Regions from separate parts of the Homo sapiens genome. Here region 1 is linked to region 2. Evidence: chromatin contacts called from ENCODE Hi-C or POLR2A ChIA-PET data. All regions are on one chromosome and are shown on one strand. The core of a region is the stretch at or near the end of the contact, and the rest is flanking DNA. Distances in the headings are between cores, read along the strand shown. Region 1 holds the start of H2AJ (H2A.J histone). Region 2 has its middle 4.3 kb from the start of FOXJ2.

Region 1 (5,684 bases), core at 2,580-5,079, 6.7 Mb after region 2:
TAGTTCTCCCCGTGCCCGCCAAGTCTAATCCCGAGCAGATGCTCGGGCCGCGAATATCCCATTTCCGGTATCCGGAAGGCGACATCAAAGGGTTGATATTTACCCGTTATCTAGGAAGTGTTAACAGCTCTTTCTGTGACAGTTTGGGGGCCCTGAAAAGGGCCTTTTGGAGTCTGTAGAGAAGCTGTGGGGACAGCTCAACCGCCGAAACCATAAAGGGTGCGACCCTGGCGTTTCAGCGCGTACACCACATCCATGGCCGTGACGGTCTTGCGCTTGGCGTGCTCCGTGTAAGTCACCGCGTCACGGATCACGTTCTCCAGGAAGACTTTGAGGACTCCCCGGGTCTCCTCGTAGATGAGACCAGAAATGCGCTTGACGCCCCCACGTCGGGCGAGACGGCGAATCGCCGGCTTTGTAATGCCTTGGATATTGTCCCGCAGCACCTTCCGGTGGCGCTTGGCGCCTCCCTTACCCAGCCCCTTGCCACCTTTACCTCGCCCAGACATTCTGAAATCACAGCGCCTACTCAGCAGAAAATCGGGCTGCCCACTGTGATTGCCAGTCGCAGACCAGGGCTTATAGTCTCTCGATGCGGACCTGTTTGAAAACATCAAAAAAGTGGGCGGAGCTCTAGGCCCCACCTCTGGAGACATGCTATAGTTGTTAAGTCCAGGAAGCAGTCAGCGAAACCAGCCTGATTTTTTTGTTGTTTGCTCTTTTGGGAAAATTTTTTCTGATGTTTGGAGAAAGGTTCATGGTGATACGTTTTAAAGTTAAAACAGTATGAGCTAAAAGAATTTATATTGCCTTTTCTCAGCGCTTAAATAAAAGTAGGCCAGATCCTATGCACGTTCCTTGTTCTGTCCCTCCCTCCTTCTGTTTTTTCAAACGGAATTCCTGACTTACTATGAAACTCTATAAAAACCTGAAAAGCTTTACATCCGAGATTTCAAAGCAATTACTTAAAATTTAAAATTTTTCACACGTGGGTCTTCTGAAGACATAGTAGGGGGAGAGGACTTTTTTCTCTTTTACGGCCCTGCAGATAATTAAAATTCTTTCAATTGAAAAAAGAAAGTGCAGCTTCCCGTCCCCCACCTACACTCCACCCCCACCTCCCCCCGACCCCCGCCATTCCCCTTTCAGCTGCTTCTGCGCAATTTGCAGGTTTTCCTGCCCTGCAAGAGCCTGTGTGCTTTTCAACCAAGTAACTTCCTGTGGTTATTTAGTTGAAATATTGTCAATGTCTTATGTCATTCAAATCTCAGGTTCTCATCTCACATTTTCCACTTAAAAATTCAAAGTTCTTGTAAAACAATGGATGCCACAATCATGACTTGGAATAATGATTTCTACTGCAAATCCCCTCAGGAGGTTCTGAATCCCTTCCTTTCTCAAGAGAATCCCTGAACAAAAACGAAAGTTTCTGTAAGGTGTCACCGCTCTTCAAAGGTGTCAGGACCCTGTCTTCTCTAAAGGTTTTACTGTGTTAAAAAGCAGCTGTTATTTAGAGGATGAGTCATAAGTCTTTCCCAGGTAGTTAATTAGGATTCTGAGCAATGAATTTTAGTAAGTGGGGCTTCTTTGTCCCTGGTCTTGAAGATAAGCCTTTACAGCAGGAAGACTTTATGGTAAAATTTTGTTATATTTATAAATGCCTATAGTTTACATTTGTTTCAATCCATGCCCATCTTCATAACCCAAAAGGTATTTATTTTTCTTTTACTTTTTGTTAAAGATAAAAGAGTTGGAACACTGTCTTGAATGGCTGGAAAAAGTCCTGAATGGTCGAACTTCACTCATGATTTTAATATTTGACTCAGAGGGAAGAGGAAAAGTCTATCAGATCTTGAAGAGATAAGAATTATTGTAATGGGGCCGGGCGCGGTGGCTCACGCCTGTAATCCCAGCGCTCTGGGAGGCCGAGGAGGGCGGATTACGAGGTCAGGAGATCGAGACCATCCTGACTAACATGGTGAAACCCCATCTCTACTAAAAATACATAAAAATTAGCCGGGCGTGGTGGCGGGCGCCTGTAGTCCCAGCTACTCGGGAGGCTGAGGCAGGAGAATGGCGTGAACCCGGGAGACGGAGCTTGCAGTGAGCCGAGATCGCGCCACTGCACTCCAGCCTGGGCGACAGAGCGAGACTCCGTCTCAAAAAAAAAAAAAAAAAATTATTGTAATGGTAAAATCGGTTGACTTACTTATAGTTAAGCTTTCTAAGAAATCAAGACTAGAACATTTTCAAATTAGAAATCTCTTGCTTATTGGAATAAAAGAAAAAAAATCGTGTCTAAAATAGTAATACTTTTAAAAACTCTTGAAAATTCCCCAAGATACAGGCAAAAATTTAAGCTAGTTTACAGAACTCATTCCAGGAACATCTCGTTAAAAACTGCATCAGAGATTTGTATGCCCATTTATTTGGTATATCTAAGAGTTATTGGATGCTTACTAACGTATTTAATTTTCAAAACACTTTGATACAGGTAGAGGAGTCAAATAACTTATCAAAGGTCACTGCTCAGTGGTAAAGCCAGGATTTAGGCTGAGGCAGACTGGCTCCGGAAAGACCGCCTAAACCATGACAATAGCTCTGAAGACATTTATTGAGTCCCCAGTATGGGTTCATCATTGTTCTAGGCAGTAATGACATATACATAAATATTTGAAAATGTTATTTCAATGAAGTCAAATCTTTATTCGGATAGTGAGAAGGTAAATTTGCTTTACTTTAAATGTAAATGAATCCACATAAAATGTTTATTTTAAAAAGCAAGCGTTCAACATTACATCACGTATCGGTGTTAACTGTGTTACTGAAAATGTTCAGGTAAAAATGAAATGACCTCGATGAATTAGGAGAAAGTAATTTTTAATTAAAACAAAACACTTGAAACACTCTTTTTGTTTCAAAAAGCATGGGTCCACAATTCAGGTATATAAGAATAAGCTGCCATTCTGACTTTAGTCTCTGGACTCATTTACAAAGAGACCCGGGGGACCTCCACGTCTTCGCAGAGGACCCGATCCGCTGATCTGTGGCGCCCTGGCTTGCGGGGAGCAAGCCAAGGCCAAGACTTTGGCCTCTCCAATAAAACCTAGTGGCTCTTTGCAGGCCCATAGCCTCAAAGACAAAAGATATTTTGGCTAGGCGAGCTTGTTCCTCCCGTCAGCACAGGAAGCATTCACGTCTGGTCATCACTCTAGCTTCAGACTCAAAAGTGAACGATTGGCTGGCTGTGAGCCGCAGGACCCTGCGGGGAGACCAGGGTGGTCTCTACACTGTTGGGTAGCTAGCTGGAGGCAAGGCGCTTGTATAAGAAACAGTCCACGGACCCTGTCCTGGGCAGGCAGAATTCCGCGGACAGGCTGTTGTTTCGCCTAAGCAGCACGGGCTGCGGAGACAGAAACCTACCTGAGTAGTACGGTGTATTATATGAGAACATCCACTTAGCATAGCAACGTCTACGGACAACCCCTGTAGCTCTTCTTCTGGATTGTTTTCTGTTTCCAACCATGTTTTCTTATTTCCTACGAGTTTATGTGCTTGGAAGCGAGCGTGGTCGTGGAAAACCCGTAACCGCTAAATTCATCTGGGTCCCCAAAGACTGAGCCGGCTGGCCTCGTTATTTATGTGAGCGGCTATGTAAATGAGGATTCGGAGATTGCTCTATTGATTGGAGAGAGCTGGAGGAGGCGGTCTCTCTTCCAGAGCGCTAGTTGGGAGCGGAGCCTGCCTGTCATTGGTCACCAGAGCCAATGGAAAGGGGCTGCCGCGCGGCCGTAAAGAGTTTGTAGAGGCAGTTCGGGTGCGGTACGTTGCATTCCGGTACCGGACGCCGAGAGCGGTTTGTCTCCGTCTCTGGAGTTGTAGGCGAGAGGTGATCATGTCCGGTCGCGGGAAACAGGGCGGCAAAGTGCGAGCAAAGGCCAAATCCCGCTCCTCCCGCGCGGGCCTGCAGTTCCCGGTGGGCCGAGTGCACAGACTGCTGCGCAAAGGGAACTACGCGGAGCGAGTGGGCGCCGGGGCGCCGGTGTACCTGGCGGCGGTGTTGGAGTACCTTACGGCGGAGATCCTGGAGCTGGCTGGCAACGCCGCGCGTGACAACAAGAAGACCAGGATAATTCCCCGCCACCTGCAGCTCGCCATCCGCAACGACGAGGAGTTAAACAAGCTGCTGGGCAAAGTGACCATCGCTCAGGGCGGCGTCCTGCCCAACATCCAGGCCGTGCTGCTGCCCAAGAAGACGGAGAGTCAGAAGACGAAGAGCAAATGACCCTGACGCCGCCCTCAGGGAGCTGGCTCCCCCAGCAAAGGCCCTTTTCATGGTCGTCCCGCAATGCTTTTGAATGTGCTGGATGTCATGGAGGGCCGGTGACATCTAGCGGGGAGGTGGGCGGCGAGGGTCCCGGCGGGAGCCAATAAAGTTGGTGAAAATCGTTTGGTCGAGAGAGCTGTGTAGTCGCGGGGACATGTCGGATGGCCCCAGGGGAGGGGGGCGACCGGGAAACCCCTGGAGCAGGCACTGGTGGGTGGGCTTGAGCCACTCTGGACGGCTTTAGTCCGCAGGTCACCCTCGAGGCGTCAGGGGAGGGTGGCCTGGAGGTGGGCAGGGTGGAAGCCACCTCGCTGTCAGTAGGGCAAAGGGGAGGCAGAGTCGGTGCGGTGAGGCCTCCTTCGGAATTATTTTTACTTCCCTTTCACAGAGCCTTCGCTCTCCTGCCAGTTTGTGAGCACTCAGGACCAAGTTCTGGGAAGATACCGTCGGATCGAGCTGAGCTCGGGGCAGGAAGTGTCTGCGGCCATATTTTTCAAAAAGTGGAGTAACTTTCCGTCTTGGAAGGGTGGCTCTGATGGCACGATGTCAACTTGAGATTCTTCCTAGCCTAGTAGCTGCTGTGCTTTCATGCTTTGGATATCAGATATCTTTATATAGCACTTTTATGTTCATATTTTTTTTTTAATGAAGGAAACGTTCAATAAGTGAGTCATGAGGTTGGAAATTCGTTCCCCTGACAGTCATATTGCATAACATTGCAGCGCCTTTAGTCGTGGGTTACATATGCTTGAGCTTTTAAAGTGATGTTGTCAAGTTTCTAGCTTCATAATGATCCTGTCTTCATCATATCATATTCACTTTGAGAATCGGTTTGACTTTGCTTTCAAACAAAACAAAAACCTCTTGCTTTTAGGGGTTCTTACCCAACAAATAACCTGTTTGAACTCTCTTATATTCTCCCACTAGCCTGAAGCAATGACCTCATTCCAGTAATGTCTTTGGGAGTTGCATTGCCTAATGGCACAATATTGCTTTAATAAACATGTAAGGAAAGATAGGACCAAATATGTAAGTGCAGGGGGAAACACATTTCAGACCAGGAATCCACATTGAAAAGTTAACACTAGTAATCATCTTCTGCCCTTAATTGACACTCCTATTTATTTCATCCTCAGCAAATTTCATCCTGGCTCACAGACCCCACAAAAAAGATCCCAGTACAGATTTCACATCTTTGGATTCATCTTTCCTGTGAGTCGGAATTGAAGTCTTCCCCAAAAATATATGTATATATTGTATGTCTTCATCCTTGGTAGCGGCTGGCCCATTTTCCCACATGGACTTTATTTTGTCCCCAGTATTTATTGAACAGCTGTCTATGCCAGGCTCTGTACAA
Region 2 (5,875 bases), core at 421-2,920:
GCAACCTCGCCTCCCTAGTTTAAGCGATTTCCGGCTAATTTTTGCATTTTTTAGCAGAGACTGGGTTTCACCATGTTGGACAGGCTGGTCTCGAAATCCTGACCTCAGGTGATCCGCCCGCCTTGGCCTCTCAAAGTGCTAGGATTACAGGCGTGAGCCACCGTGCCCAGCAGTGTACTTTATAAAAGTCTTCTCCCTCTGGTTTGGTTCACATCATCAGTTGACTACCTACTATGTATCCGACACTGCCGGGCACCAGAGATAAGATGTAGTTCTCAGCAAGGCGCGGTGGCTCACGCCTGTAATCCCAACATTTTGGAAGGCTGCGGTGGGCGGATCATTTGAGGTCAGAAGTTCGAGACCAGCCTGGCCAACATGGTGAAACCCCGTCTCTACTAAAAATACAAAAAACATTAGCTGGGCGTGGTGGCGGGCGCCTGTAGTCCCAGCTACTCGGGAGTCTGAGGCAGGAGAATCGTTTGAATCCCGGAGAGTGCAGTGAGCCGAAATCACGCTTCAGCCTGGGTGATGGACCGAGACCCTGTCTAAAGAAAAAAAATGAATAAAAAAAATAAAAAAAGATGTAGTTCTCTAACGAGGAAGGCTTCTGTATGTGATTAATGCCCTTCATTCAGAGAAATCTTTACAGTTCTTTTCACCTGCATCTACTCTCTCCAACTATTATACGAATGGTTTCTAACCCAACTGCTTGAATACTGTGATCCAGGGTCAGTCTTCAGCTTTCTAATATTAGAGAAACTTAGTTTTCCCTGTCCTTGTCTAAAGGCAGGGTGAAACCCTTTTCCTTTCCTCCGTGTCATTCATTCTCTTATGTAACGTAAACAAATGGGAAGTCTGGGACCAAAGGCTCATAAGAATTTAATTATCATGCAGATTCCAGAAAGCCAGTGTACACGCAGACTTCGGAGGCAGTAAACAGGAAACCATCGATCCCGTGCAGGAAATGACCTTGTTTGAAGGCAACGAAGGTGTCGCGGATTTCCCTCGTTTTCCTTCAGTTCCTTTCTAAACTCATTTCCGTGTTTCAATCAGTTTGGTCCTTCTCTACATTAACAGAGTCCCCCCGGCCCAGAGAGAATGGCAAACAGACCCTTCCCTTTAGTGGACATTTTTATGTCTTGTTTTACATCACTGCAAATCTCAGCCAATCAGTAGTTGGGGTAGGAGGTACCAAAATAATCCTCACTTCCTCCCCCAAATACCACCCCTCGCGTGCGTCATCCTGTGATAGATTACCAACGCAGCCAATCAACAAGCGATCTTGGGCCGGGCCTACCCGAACCCCAGCCAATTAAGAGGAAGATGAAGAATTGGGGCGGAGGATGGAAAACTTGCCACCTCTTTTGGAAATGATTTGAAGAGGTGCGTCCGGAACGAGGGAAACTTACGACTTTTGCTAACGATCGCGGCGTGCTGTGTATCTCCTGTGCCAGTTCTGTCTCCCCAAGACCCCACCCCAAGATGGGCCCCATGGCCCACGTACCCGGCCCCCAGTTTCAGTAGGACGTGTCCTTATCCCTGAGGTCCTCCAGAAAGGAACCCAACCCCAATGGCCCGTGCTTCACACGCTCCTCCCCGCGCCGGTGGAGTAGGGGGCAGGAGAGACCTGCTGCCTCTGGCGCCAACCTTTCCATTCAGTGCGTCTTTCCTGCCTAGCCCACGTTCCCGGGCCGGAGCTGACACGGGGGTGGGAGGAGCCGAGTGCTTGCTCGTCTTGGGCAGAGGCGAAAGCTTCTTAAGGTGGAACAGGAATGTTGGGCTGCTGGGCCTCTACCGCTGGGATGTGCCGGCCCCTGCTTCCCAACCTCGCCTCCCAGTTTTTCATCTCTTGTTCCCTGGCTCCAGTCTAATTTTTAGGGGAGTGGAAATCAAACAGGCTGGGAAGAGGATAGAAAAATAACGTAGAAAAGCTGGGCGCGGTGGCTCACGCCTGTAATCCCAGCACTTTGGGAGGCCAAGACGGGCGGATCACGAGGTCAGGAGATCGAGACCACCCTGGCTAACACGGTGAAAACCCGTCTCTACTAAAAATACAAAAAATTAGCCGGGCGTGGTGGCAGGCGCCTGTAGTCCCAGCTACTCGGGAGGCTGAGGCAGGAGAATGGCGTGAACCCGGGAGGCGGAGCTTGCAGTGAGTCGAGATCGTGCCACCGCACTCCAGCCTGGGCGACAAGAGCGAAAACTCCGTCTCAAAAAAAAAAAAAAAAAAAAAAGGAAAGTTAACGTAGAAAACTGTAAATAATAAACAGTTATGTAAAGGAAATACAAACTATACAGATAACTTCACCTTTATGATTTAATATCTTGCGTTCTATTCCCCCCATTACTTTTTATTTTTTCAATTCCCATAGAGTCAATGGTGACCCCATTATCTTTTAAAGTAGCAGTTAGAATTTTTCTGATGGTGCAAATGTAAGCTCATATTTTGTCTGATAAATATTACTAAATGAATCGTTTCTATGTTGGTTTAGTTTCTCTCTAATAGACCTGACTAGAGTCATTAAAAGAGGTCAGAACTCTGTGTCTAGTGGCGGCAGGCTACCCCCTACTCCGTTGATCACAGGTCCCCAGGAATCTGGAAGAGTGGAGATGCGGTCTTGGCTGTGGTTCAGTTGTCTCATTTGTAAATGGGAATAACATTTCCCCACCTCGTAGGTTTAGTGTCAATCCTAAAAGACCTAGTGTAAATGAAAACATTGTAATCTGAAAGGTGTAAACAGACATTAGGTAGTATTACACATACAAAGCATATAATAATAGTAAACATAGTCCTAGCTATGTTCCAGCATTTTTAAACAGTACTTTAAATTTAATTTTTATTTTTTGAGATGGAGTCTCCGATCTGTCGCCCAGGCTGGAGTGCAGTAGCGCGATCTTGGCTTACTGCAACCTCTGCCTCCCAGGCTCAAGCGATTCTTCTTCCTCAGCCACCCGAGTAGCTGGAGCTACAGGTGCGTGCCGCCACACCCGACTAATTTTTGCATTTTTAGTGAAGACAGGGGTATCACCATATTGGCCAGGCTAGTCTCGAACTCCTGACCTCGTGATCCGCCCGCCTCAGACTCCCAGTGTTGGGATTACAGGTGTGAACCACCACGCTCGGCTAAACAGTACTTTTTAAAAAATTGTTTATCTTGTAATAATTCAAACACACACAAAAGTAGAGAAAATAAGATTTTTTTTTTTTTGAGACAGTCTCATTCTGTCACTCAGGCTGGAGTGCAATGGCACGATCTCAGCTCACTGCAACCTCCGCCTCCCGGGTTCAAGCAATTCTCCTGCCTCAGCCTCCCGAGTAGCTGGGATTGCAGGCACCTGCTATCATGCCCAACTAATTTTCATATTTTTGTAGAGACGGGGTTTCTCCATGTTGGTCAGGGTGGTCTTGAACTCCTGACCTCAGGTGATCCACCTGCCTTGGCCTCCCAAAGTGCTGGGATTACAGGCATGAGCCACCACGTCTGGCCCAGAGAATAGCATTTTAAAAAAACTGTTGTAAAAAGCAACATTCGTTCAATCTTTCATCTATCATCTGTACTCCTCTCCCCCATTACTTGATTATTTTGAAGCAAATTTCAGGCATTTCATGTCTAAATACTTTAGTATTCATAAATATTCATAAAATGGTAATTCCATTAGCACCTAAAGTATACAATAATTGTTTGATATCGCCCTCAGTATTGGAATTTTACCAGTTGTCTCATAATATTTTTTCCAGTTGCTTTGTTTTAATCAGGATCCCTCAAAAGGTCTACATATTGTATTTGATGGACATGTCTCTTGGTCCACATATATTGCATTTGGTTGATAAGCCTCTCAGTCTCTAGGTCCTTCCTCCTTCAGGCATTTAACTAAATATATTACATGTATAAAGGCACATAATCCCTTCACAACATTATGAAATAGGTACTATTATTATCCCCATTTTACTGATGAGGAAACTGAGTCACAAAGCAGTTAAATGACTTACCTAAATTCTCACAATTATTAGGACTCACAGTTGAGAACCACTATTTTTGTTTCACGTAATACACAGTCTCTAATAAGTGCTTCCAAAACGTGCGTTGTAGCATATTAGTCTCCAATTTTATAAAGAATAGTTTTGCTCAAGGTAAATTAACACTCATGAATAATTATATAACATGTTTTATTACAAAGAAGAGTGGATCCTTACATTTTAATTTCTGTATGTTTCAGTGACTTAAAAAATCCTTCTCCGTATTACCCGCCTTAATAGAAAGTAAAGTGAGAATGAATGTAAGTGCTTCCCCCCAATCTTAGGGCAAAACCATACCAAACCAGCCTTGTCAGTTTCTTTTAATTTTAAAAATTACATAAGCAAATCTACACAAACACTAATTATAGATACATTAAAAAATGAAGTAAATTAAAATAATCCATAAACTCACATCTTTGGTGTGTATCCATCTTCTATGTGTCTATTGGTATGCACACAAATATATGCATGAACATATATATATTTTAAAAAGCAACTATATGATTGCATTATACAAATTTTAAAATATTATTTTCTCACTCAAATAAGTCAGATATATAAAACAATGGTTCTTTAAAATAATGTATGCCTACTGCAAAATATCTAAATGATAAAGAACATTATAAAAATAAAACAACTCCACTCACTCTACCTTTCAGAGATAAATACAATTATTCTTGCAAATGCTAAATAGTACTCTGTTGTACAGATGTGCCATAATATATTTAAAATTACCCTATTTTGGATATTTAGGTCTTTTCTAATTTTCCAGTTACAAAAAATACTGCAGCAAATGTCTTGTAAAAACCAAATAATTTCTTGAGCTTTTTATTTTTCCAAATTGCCAGGAAGATTCTAATCCTTCCCTCATGTTTCCATTTTTAGTACAACTGCCTGTCACTCAAGCCCTCCAATTTCCATACACAGGAAATGTCAAAAACGGTTGAAACATAACAAAACATCTAATACATAGCAAGAAAGATTTGCCGCCAAATTATCTGCGTGTGGGAGAATTATTTAATGCCTCAAAGAGAGGAAAAATACATCTTTAAACCTGAATATAGGAAGTGTGAGCAGGAAGAACAGGCTTGTTTTGGTTTACTGCCTTTAATTTTGAGGATGACTTTAAATTCTGATCGCTCCGGACAATGGTATAGAAGTCAAGAGCTGGGCATCGGAGTCATTTGGATTTAAGTCCTGACTCTGCTACTTACTAATTAAGCGAACTCACACATAGTATCTGTAAGTCACAATTTTCTCATCTGTAAAAGAAGTATAATAATAGTGTCTTAGGGAATCGCTAGAATCATCAATGTGACAACACATGCAGAATGCTCAGTGCAATGCCTGGCATATTGTAAATATAATTATTCATATAATATATACATACAACTTAAGTATGCAGTCTTTTGGGGGCAATTCAAATATTTTGCAAGCAATATTTTTGTATTCGTATTATCTTTTTTTTTTTTTTTTTTTGAGACGGTGTCTCACTGTCTCCCAGGCTGGAGTGCAGCGGCACGATCTGGGCTTACTGCAACCTCCGTCTCCCAGTTTCAAGTGATTCTCCTGCCTCAGCCTCCCAGGTAGCTGGGATTACAGGCACGCACTACCACGCCTGGCTAATTCTTTTTTTTTTTTTTTTTTTTTAGACGGAACCTGGCTCTGTCGCCCAGGCTGGAGTGGAGTGGCGCGGTCTCGGCTCACTGCAACCACCGCTTTCCGGGTTCAAGCGATTCTCCTGCCTTAGCCGGCACTACAGGCGTCCGCCACCGCGCCGGGCTAATTTTTGTATTTTTAGTAGAGACAGGGGTTTCACCACGTTGGCCAGGCTGGTCTCCAATTCCTGACTTCAAG

Evidence for each region. Hi-C counts contacts between places; a loop is a spot of excess contacts on that map. ChIA-PET counts read pairs that join two places held with the same protein, here RNA polymerase II (POLR2A). Pooled maps may share reads with other maps.
Region 1: a loop to region 2 is called in a map of naive thymus-derived CD4-positive, alpha-beta T cell, with 16 times the contacts of the local background. The contact joins the promoter of H2AJ here to the enhancer-like site in region 2. A Hi-C loop is called at or near these places in 1 of 168 maps with a recorded cell type or tissue (naive thymus-derived CD4-positive, alpha-beta T cell) and 7 of 50 pooled maps. POLR2A ChIA-PET finds 5 or more read pairs at or near these places in 1 of 52 experiments (AG04449).

Annotation. Positions count from the first base shown.
Region 1 is chr12:14,770,576-14,776,259 of GRCh38, forward strand. H2AJ (H2A.J histone) reads left to right here and starts at 3,830. Exons shown (of 1, transcript NM_177925.5): 1 at 3,830-4,449. The coding sequence starts at 3,896. The coding sequence ends at 4,285. H4C16 (H4 histone 16) reads right to left here and starts at 556. Exons shown (of 1, transcript NM_175054.2): 1 at 145-556. The coding sequence starts at 509. The coding sequence ends at 198. LOC105369669 reads right to left here and starts at 82. Exons shown (of 3, transcript XM_047429947.1): 1 at 1-82. RefSeq lists enhancers at 3,250-4,167, 3,381-3,590, 3,781-4,110, 4,121-4,280, 4,168-5,084 and 3 more.
Region 2 is chr12:8,025,466-8,031,340 of GRCh38, forward strand. No RefSeq gene overlaps it. Among named protein-coding and RNA genes, the nearest start is that of FOXJ2, 4.3 kb to the right of the region's middle. RefSeq lists an enhancer at 1,351-1,540. Within about 2 kb of position 1,671, at least 41 of the 41 ENCODE cell types and tissues checked have a DNase peak (open chromatin) inside an H3K27ac peak, as active enhancers do.